2 separate regions of the Homo sapiens genome follow, and region 1 is linked to region 2. A link is an interaction called in ENCODE POLR2A ChIA-PET data of the cell type or tissue named here. Cell type or tissue: PC-9. All regions are shown on one strand. Each heading gives the region's core, and the rest is flanking DNA. Links, peaks and the distances in the headings are about the cores only. Region 1 has its middle 63 kb from the start of MIR10522. Region 2 overlaps MYO10 (myosin X).

The links. Peaks named below come from ENCODE experiments on the same cell type or tissue, not always from the same donor. Only the 100,000 strongest peaks of a DNase experiment are listed, where the experiment ranks them.
Region 1: POLR2A ChIA-PET joins it to region 2 with 5 read pairs; 3 of 35 experiments call an interaction of 5 or more read pairs at or near these places.

Annotation. Positions count from the first base shown.
Region 1 is chr5:17,091,047-17,095,434 of GRCh38, reverse strand. No RefSeq gene overlaps it. Among named protein-coding and RNA genes, the nearest start is that of MIR10522, 63 kb to the left of the region's middle. In PC-9, for the core only: no CTCF peak of the experiment used is centred there; no DNase peak of the experiment used is centred there.
Region 2 is chr5:16,892,579-16,896,966 of GRCh38, reverse strand. The region is part of intron 1 of MYO10 (myosin X); the gene reads left to right. Among named protein-coding and RNA genes, the nearest start is that of MYO10, 42 kb to the left of the region's middle. RefSeq lists an enhancer at 1-143. In PC-9, for the core only: no CTCF peak of the experiment used is centred there; a DNase peak (open chromatin) is centred at 2,366; H3K4me3 peaks cover 1,390 bases; H3K27ac peaks cover 3,153 bases.

The DNA of each region.
Region 1 (4,388 bases), core at 107-4,106, 200 kb before region 2:
CACTCTCTCGTCGCCGCACACGGGGAGAGACCCACCGACCCTGTGGGGGCTGGTCCCTACAACCCTCATGTCATTCCCAAAATCACCTTCTTCAGACTCTGCTTGAACACTGCAAAGATTAGTTCCATTTTGTAAATTCAGACCACTAGAAATCAGCACAAATCTGTTCCATCACTATTTCCACTCAAATTCATGTATGCTATGTATGTGGATGAAAACGCATGCCTCTATGTCGGCTACCTCATAATCCCTAGCAGTCAACCGGAGTGGAGTGCGGCCTCGCCCTTCTGTTGGATTTATGCAGTTTGACACTTCCTCAGCCGTTTCCTCCCACAATTACAAGGTAAACTTCTCCTCCTTCTATTGCATGATTCTAAAGAGTAGTTCAAGTTTCCCTCTGCTGCCAATTTTCAAAAGCGTGGGTGGTAGAAGTGAATATAGGCAGCATTTCAATAATAGCAATGACTGGAACTTTTATATTAAAAGCCAACTCTTGTCATTTGATACAGCCTGAAGAGCCAAAATCCTGGCAGAAGTAGAGCTGATGAAAGCAAGTCTAAGACTCTAGTTCTGCCTTATCCATGGACTAGAATAGGATGTTTTTATCTCTTACTAAGTCTGATAAACGTATGCAAGCTGGTTCAGAGTCCCATTACTACCAAGTGGATGACATGCTCATCAAATATATCCTAATGCTGAAAGCACACTTGCTTTTCTTGGTAAAATAACAATGAGAAAACAAGGGATGCATATGATATACAGTACCATAAACATGCTAATTTTTAAATAAAGGAAATAATTCAGGATGTATTAAAATTGTCACTAAATCAGAATTAGAATTCATTCTAAAACTTTAGAATTTTGGAATTTATTAAACTTCTATTTTATTTTTGAGATAGCGTCTTGCTCTGTTGTCCAGGCTGGAGTGCAGTGGCACGATCTCGGCTCACTGCAACCTCCGCCTCCCAGGTTCAAGAGATTCTCCTGCCTCAGCCTCCCGAGTAGCTGGGATTACAGGCGCCCGCCACCATGTCTGGCTAATTTTTGTATTTTTAGTAGAGACAGTTTTCGCCACGTTGGTCAGGCTGGTCTTGAACTGACCTCGTGAACTGCCCGCCTTGGCCTCCCAAGTAGCTGGGATTACAGGCACGTGCCACCATATCCAGCTAATTGTTTGTATTTTTAGTAGAGACGGGGTTTCACCACATTGGCCAGGCTGGTCTCAAACTCCTGACTTCAGGTGATGCACCCACCTCAGCCTCCCAAAGTGCTGGGATCACAGGCGTGAGCCACCGCACTCGGCCTAAACTTCTAAATTGAGTAACAATCTGGACTCCCTGAAAGTCAAAACGTAGCTAGACTAGGACTTAATTTTTCCTTTTTTTCTTTAAATTTTTTTTTTTTTTTTGAGACAGGATGTGGCTCTGTTGCCCAGGCTGGAGTGCAGTAGTGTGATCTCAGCTCACTGTAACCTCTACCTCCTGGGCTTAAGCCATCCTCCCACCTCAAACTCCTGTGTAGCTGGGACTACAGGAGTGTGCCACCATGCCTGGCTAATTTTTGTATTTTTTGTATAGACAGGGTCTTGCCATGTTGCCCCAGCTTGTCTCAAACTGCTGAACTCAATTGATCTGCCTACTTCAGCCTCCCAAATTGCTGGGATTAAAGGCGTGAGTCACCGCACCCAGCCAGGACTTAATTTTTTTTAATGTTTATGGGCATGATCTATTTAGTGACAGTGACTCCTAAGAGAAATAAGTAATCACTCATAAACTGCTCTATGTTCCAACAATCAATGATTATAGAGAAATTTCTGATCCTCTTCTGATTAACGTCTAGAGATTTTTCCTAAGAGGATCTGTCAGCCTTGTATTTCCATGATTTGTTGCAAGCCTATTTTCTTTTTTTTTATTTTTTTATTTTGAGACAGAGTCTCGCTCATCGCCCAGGCTGGAGTACAGTGGCACAATCTCGGCTCACTGCAAGCTCCGCCACCCGGGTTCATGCCATTCTCCTGCCTCAGCCTCCCAAGTAGCTGGGACTACAGGCACCCGCCACCATGCCCGGCTAACTTTTTGTATTTTTAGTAGAAACGGGGTTTCACCGTGTTAGCCAGGATGGTCTTGATCTCCTGACCTCGTGATCCACCCACCTCAGCCTCCCAAAATGCTGGGATTACAGGCGTGAGCCACTATGCCCAGCCTGAAAGCCTATTTTCATACCTTGAAGTTGGAAATTAAAAGAACAAGAATCTTAAGTGAAAGAACAAATATATTGTTTGTAATTCAATACTAGATTTTTTTGACTGCTTTTTGGTTTTGGGTTCTTTTCCAACCTGATGTTGAGGGCAACATATTCCTCATCCGTCTCAAATCCTAAGCTTCTTCCTTCCTTCTCTCCCTCATTCATTCATCTCTCTCTCTCTTCTATTCCTGTCTCTTCCCCCCCACCTCTGATCTTAAGCCTTTCACAATTAAGCACCCTATTACATTCCCAGGTCTATAAAAGTCATAGATGGCCCAACTCCATAAAAAATCAGAGCTATGTTCTGGGCTAGCTCATGGATTTGGGACCCCACTTTGGAAAACCACTAGTGCATGAAACATGTTGATTTAAATCCAGCCCCTGAAAGCCTGGCTGCAAGCTCTCCTAAGCTGAGTGGAGTATGAACTCTCCCTGCGATAACCCAGAAAATGCATTTGCTTCTCACCTTCCACTTTCAAACCTTAGCTCGTCCTTCATGAGGTTTCCACCCAACTGATTTAAATATAAATCTCCTAAGTTTGTTCTTACTTGAAAAGAGGACAAAAACCAGTTTCAGATCCCAGGGGCACCCTCTGCCTCCTGATTGGTTTCCATTTTTAAAATCAGCCTGAAATGCTAGACATTTGATCCAATAAATCAGGTGTTGGAAGTCAAAGGGACTGGTCTCCAGGGGTTGGTTTTCAGGCCACATATTATGCTTACCCTAGAAAATATGAGATGCTGTGCTAACGAATTCACCCTGGGAGTAGGTGTGAGGCCAGAAGACAAGCTCTCCCTTGTAAATTCAGTTGGGATTGAGTCCCCAGCTCCAGCTTCTGGGATGAACAGGACTTCTTATCCCTTAATCACACCAAGGAGAGACCCCACACGCACACACCTTGACATTTCTCCCTCCTGGACCCACCAATGTGGCTGTTTGTTATTTCCCCTGGACAATTTGGAGTTATATAAAGAGTTCACCTTTGGCCAGGCGCGGTGGCTCACGCCTCTAATCTGAGCACTTTGGGAGACTGAGGAGGGCGGATCACCTGAGGTCCAGAGTTCAAGGCCAGCCTGACCAACATGGGGAAACCCCATCTCTACTAAAAATACAAAATTAGCCAGGCATGGTGGTGGGCGCCTGTAATCCCAGCTACACGGGAGGCTGAGGCAGGAGAATCTCTTGAACCCGGGAGGCGGAGGTTGCAGTGAGTGAACATCGCGCCATTGTACTCCAGCCTGGGCAACAAGAGCGAAACTCTGTCTCAAAAAAAAAAAAAAAAAAAAAAGGAGTTCACCTTCAAACCTTACGATCTGCACAGTGTGTCGCAGTTTTCAAAGGGCTTTCACAGATGTGATCTCATTTAGCTTTTATGAGGTCCCGTGGCCTCACAGCAGCAGCAGCAGCAGAGAGAGAAAGAGACAGCTAAACACAAGGTGGTGGTGCCCTCCAAGCCAGAGCATGAGGTCCAGGGTCGGACCGACCTGAATTCAAATCCTGACCGTAAGCTGTGAAGCTTTGGGTAAATTAATATCTCTACGCCTAAGCTTCCTCGTTTTGCAGCTAGAAATAATTAATAACAGTACCTGCTTTACAGTCGGTCCAGGGTTAAGGGTCCCCTTGATCTTGAAGAAGGCACCTGAAGCACTTAACACAATACTTGGCACATGTAACTATTCAGTAAATGTCAGTTACTACTATTAATCAATATGTTTAGACCCGTAAGAGCAATCTGCAAAAGCACACCCAGATGAAAAGTTCATCATGGATATCCATTAACTGGCAGGGATGAAATCCTGAATTGACTCTGGAATCCAAAGATACAGATCTTAACACTGGAAGGTACAGTCATTTTTGAGCAACTGATGCTCTGAAACGGTCCCCAGCGGGGCCCAGCACTATAGATGGCTTTTATCATTCAGTCTAGTAATTAAAACTATGCTTATTATTTACAGATCATTATTTAGAAATAGTTTTGGTGTTGCTAATTCATTTTTAGCTATCCTTTATTCATAAAAACAGATTATTTTTACGGCAACAGTTTCGTTGAGTTCACTATTCTCTGGGTTTCCTGGAGAATCAGCTATTCTGACACTAGTTTGATATGCATACCAGTTCCTCTTTTTTTTTTTTTTTTTTTTTT
Region 2 (4,388 bases), core at 301-4,300:
CCTTCTCTCTCTCTCCCTTCTCCCTTCCTTCCTTCCTTTGTTCGGAGCTAATGCAAGATTGTTTTGGAGGCAGACCAGGTTTGAGAATCACCGAATTGATGAATCCACAGACAAGAGGTGGGGAAGGCACCCTTGTGTTTTTGGTAACCACCCAGAAGGCCCTGACCTCACCCTCTGGAGCACTGGCTCAGTGCAGGAGTGCCCTGCCACCCCACTGCACCCCAGAATCCTGGGGGGGCTGCTAAGATCCAGCTCCTGTCATTCCACTTCTGCACAGCTGGATTGGTGCCTGGGTACTGTCTGATTCTGCTGTAAAGACAGGGGTGAGAGCCTCCTTTCTAGACCATTTCTTTCCTTTTTCTTTTCTTTTTTTTGAGATGGAGCCTTGCTTTGTTGCCCAGGCTGGAGCGCAGTGGCACGATCTCGGCTCACTGCAGCCTCTGCCTCCTGGGTTCAAGCAGTTCTGCCTCAGCCTCCTGTGTAGGTGTGATTACAGGCATGTGCTACCATGCCCAGCTAATTTTTGTATTTTTAGTAGAGACAGGGTTTCACCGTGTTGGCCAGGCTGGTCTCCAACTCCTGACCTCCGTTGATCCACCCACCTAGGCCTCCCAAAGTGCTGGGATTACAGGCATGAGCCACCGTGCCTGGCCAAGACCATTTCTTTAAATATAGAGATAAGGTCTCACAGTATTGTCCAGGCTGGTCTTGAATTCCTGGGTTTAAGCAATCCTCCCACCCCTGCCTCCCAAACTGCTGGGATTACAGGCTTGAGCCATATCACCTAAACACCTGAGAGCTTATTGGGAGCTTGCCTGGCTACTGCTGATTGTGCCTTCTGAGTCCTGAGATTACTCTGCTTGTAGTTTCCTTCCTTCCATGAGGCTTAAGAAGGAGAGAAGGACTCCATTTTTCAGAGAGCAGAAGCGAGGCCAGGAGTGTTGAGGCGGAGAGGGCAGGAGCTGGGGCTGTCGTCTGCAGTCCGGTTGAGGAGCAGCATGCTGGCTTCCCAGGGGAGCTCCTGCCCTGCTCCTCCCTGCCCCCGCCCTGCTGTGCGGCAGGGCCCCCCTTGCATTAAGGCTTTACCACTGGGGGTTTTGCAAGTTTATTGCACGCATGTCCTTGCTTCTAGCCAGGAGTTTGGCTTTTTACCAGGTGGCAGAGTGTGTGTGTGTGTGTGTGTGTGTGTGTGTGTGTGTGTGTGTGTGTGTGTTGTGGTGTTGGGGAGGGGGCGGCTTACATCATGGCCAGAGTATTTGGGAAGGATGGATGGGGTGGGAGGGAGATGGATGGATGGGGATGCTGGAATCCACCCCTAGGAAATTCCTTTGGGTGTCTCAGTGTCCTGCTGGGGAAGGAGCTCTTGTTGGGTTGAGCCTGTTGGGTGTTCTTACCATTGGTCCTCAGGAGGTGAGAGGCTTCCTGGGAACGAGATAGGGGAAGCAGAGGGCCTTTGTTCTGGTCTAGATGGGGCGTGTCATCCAGGGGTAGTGGAGAAGCTGATGAGGAGCCAGTAGGAACTAGGAGGAACTTTCCTTCCTTGGCTTCGGGCCTCAGAGCCTCCGGTGAGCTGCCTCACCAGGACATGGCTGTATTTGATGGACAGACCTCAGACGTCAGCCTCCTGGGCTCGGCCCATTCTCCATTCACTGCAGCAGGGTCTTCACTGCAGCCCCCCTGCCACTGCTTTGTCCCACCCCTTGATTCCCCTGAGGGAGATCTTGGGAATTTCCAAATTTTGAGTGACTGAAGGCCTTTCAAACTGAGAAAGAATTAAAAATGGATCCTTCAAAATGACTTGTCTACTGTGTGGTTCTTTTAAAACATAATTTGAAAAGAGTATACTGCATTGTAAAACAGTAATTTTGCCCACATTTTATTGGTAAGGGTGGAGGTGATTTTAGTCCTTAGTGGTTTGTAGAGCTTGGCGGGTTAGTCTGAGACTGTTTTTTCTTGTGCTGGACAAAGGTGAATGTCTTCATTGTTTCATTGTGTAGAGCTGTTAATAGTTTATGGAGGGTGATTAAGTAGCGCTGCATAAGCCAATTTACAGTGTGTCTTAGTCTACACTGGCACTTGGCTAATTTGCAGAAAATTGGACCTTTCAACATGGGGCTTCCTCCCTCTACTCCGTGGGGGCTTCTCCTATTCATCCCTCAGCAGTCTGGCTTCCCCTCCAACACCGCAGGCTCCAGTCCTCTGTGTATCCCCACATTAGTCCTCCTGGTGTCAAGTTTCAATGATCTGTTTGCACTTCATCCCCATTGGACTGCAGGCATCTGGGAATGAGGCGTGTCCCTTACTAATCTTTGCGCTGGATCTCTGGCACAGTATCTGTGTTGTTAAATGCGTCAGTGGCCACCTCTGCTTTCCATGAAGCATTTCTGATTATCCACTCACCTTCTTTCTCAGAGTTAGCCTCTTTAATCCCCACAGTTCCTGGGAGGTAGATTGTATTTGCTTTTCCTCTACATTCGATGAGGAAATGAAGGCCCGTGGAGGTTCATTTGTCCAAGGCCACATGGCTAAGATGTGGTAAAGCCAGGGTTCCTGTCCAGGCGGTTTGGCCCCCTGGATAGAGCCATTATCAAAAACCACTATCCTTCGGTCTAGCCAGGAAAAAAAACTTCAGACAGCCCACAGAGGAGGGATGTTTCACAGAATACCTGACCAGCATTTCTCAAAACCGTCAAGGCTATCAAAGAAGGAGCATGACGATTACATCCAATGTCCCAGAAGGGGTCCTGGGACGGAAAAAGGACATTAGGTGGAAACTGGAGAACTCTGAATGAAGTGTGGCATTGAGTTCATGGTAAGGTGCCAGTGTCGGTTCCTTAGTGTGATAAATGTCCACATTATGTAAGATATAAGAACAGGAACCAGAGTGAGAGGTGTACAGGGACTCCCTGTATTATCTTTGCAACTTGTCTGGAAAATCTAAAACTATTCTAAAATGAAAAGTTTACTTAACAACTTAATGACAATGCCACCACTAAGCCCACTGCACTCCACTGCCTGGCTGGCTTGTCACACACTCTGGGTACCCTCACTCCTCGCTGCCTGGTGCCCACCCACTGCTGGGGAGAGGCTGTGTCCTCGGAGAAGAGTCCCCTCCAATTTCAGCACGTAACAGTGACGGAGGGATATAACTAGGGCTAGTCACAGGGCCATCAGAAGTGCTGCCCCCACTTATTTATTTATTTATTTATGTTTTTAGCAGTGTAGTCTGTTCCAAAGTCTCTGTTGAACCCAACAGGAGGTGTAATATGGAGAGAAATGAAAATGAATTTTGCTGTAGGAGGGAAATAATTTTCTTTTTTTTTTTTTTTTTTTGAGACAGAGTCTCACTCCCTCACCCAGGCTGGAGTGTGGTGGCACGATCTCAGCTCACCGCAACCTCTGCCTCCCGAGTTCAAGCGATTCTCCCACCTCAGCCTGCTGAGTAGCTGGGACTACAGGCATGCACCACCACACCTGGCTAATTTTTGTATTCTTAGTAGAGATGGAGTCTTGCCATGTTGGCCAGGCTGGTCTCAAACTCCTGATCTCAGGTGATCTGCCTGCTCAGCCTCTCAAAAGTGCTGGGATTACAGGCGTGAGCCATGGTGCCCAGCAGGAGAGAAATAATTTTCTATAGACAAAATCTTAGTGTCAAGAGGACCAAAGAGGCATTTATGTCATTTAAATGTTTCTCATCCTCTTCAGCCTCCTTATCGCTTTTCTGTTGGGGGTAGCTTGTAATTGTAAGTTCTTTTTTTTTTTTTTTTTTTGAGACAGAGTCTCACTGTGTCACCCAGGCTGGAGTGCAGTGGCGCAATCTCGGCTCACTGCAAACTCCGCCTCCCAGGTTCAAGCCATTCTCCTGCCTCAGCCTCCCGAGTAGCTGGGACTACAGGCGCCCGCCACCACGCCCGGCTAATTTTTTTTGTATTTTTAGTAGAGATGGGGCTTCACCGTGTTAGCCAGGATGGTCTTGATCTCCTGACCTCGTGATCTGCCCGCCTCGGCCTCCCAAAGTGGTGGGATTACAGGTGTGAGCCACCGTGCCTGGCCTGTAAGTTCTTTTTCAATGTTTTGTGTCTGGAAAGTAGCTGGGCTGGTAATGTTGTTGGTTTGGAGAAACTGTGGTGCGTTGGTTGAACGAGGCCTGTGCATTCTTTGGTTCTGTAGCAAGGCCTTGAGAGGAGAGTTAAATTAAAGCAATATGAGGGCTGAAAGCCATCTGGATGTGACCCAGTAAGGTGCCAGCAGCAAGACCCCAAATACAGGTACTGCTTTGTTGGGTTGAAGACCTATGGCATCTTTTGTTTGTTTGTTTGTGTTTGAGATAGGCTCTCGCTCTGTCACCCAGGCTGGAGTGCAGTGGCGCAGTCTTGGCTCACTGTAAC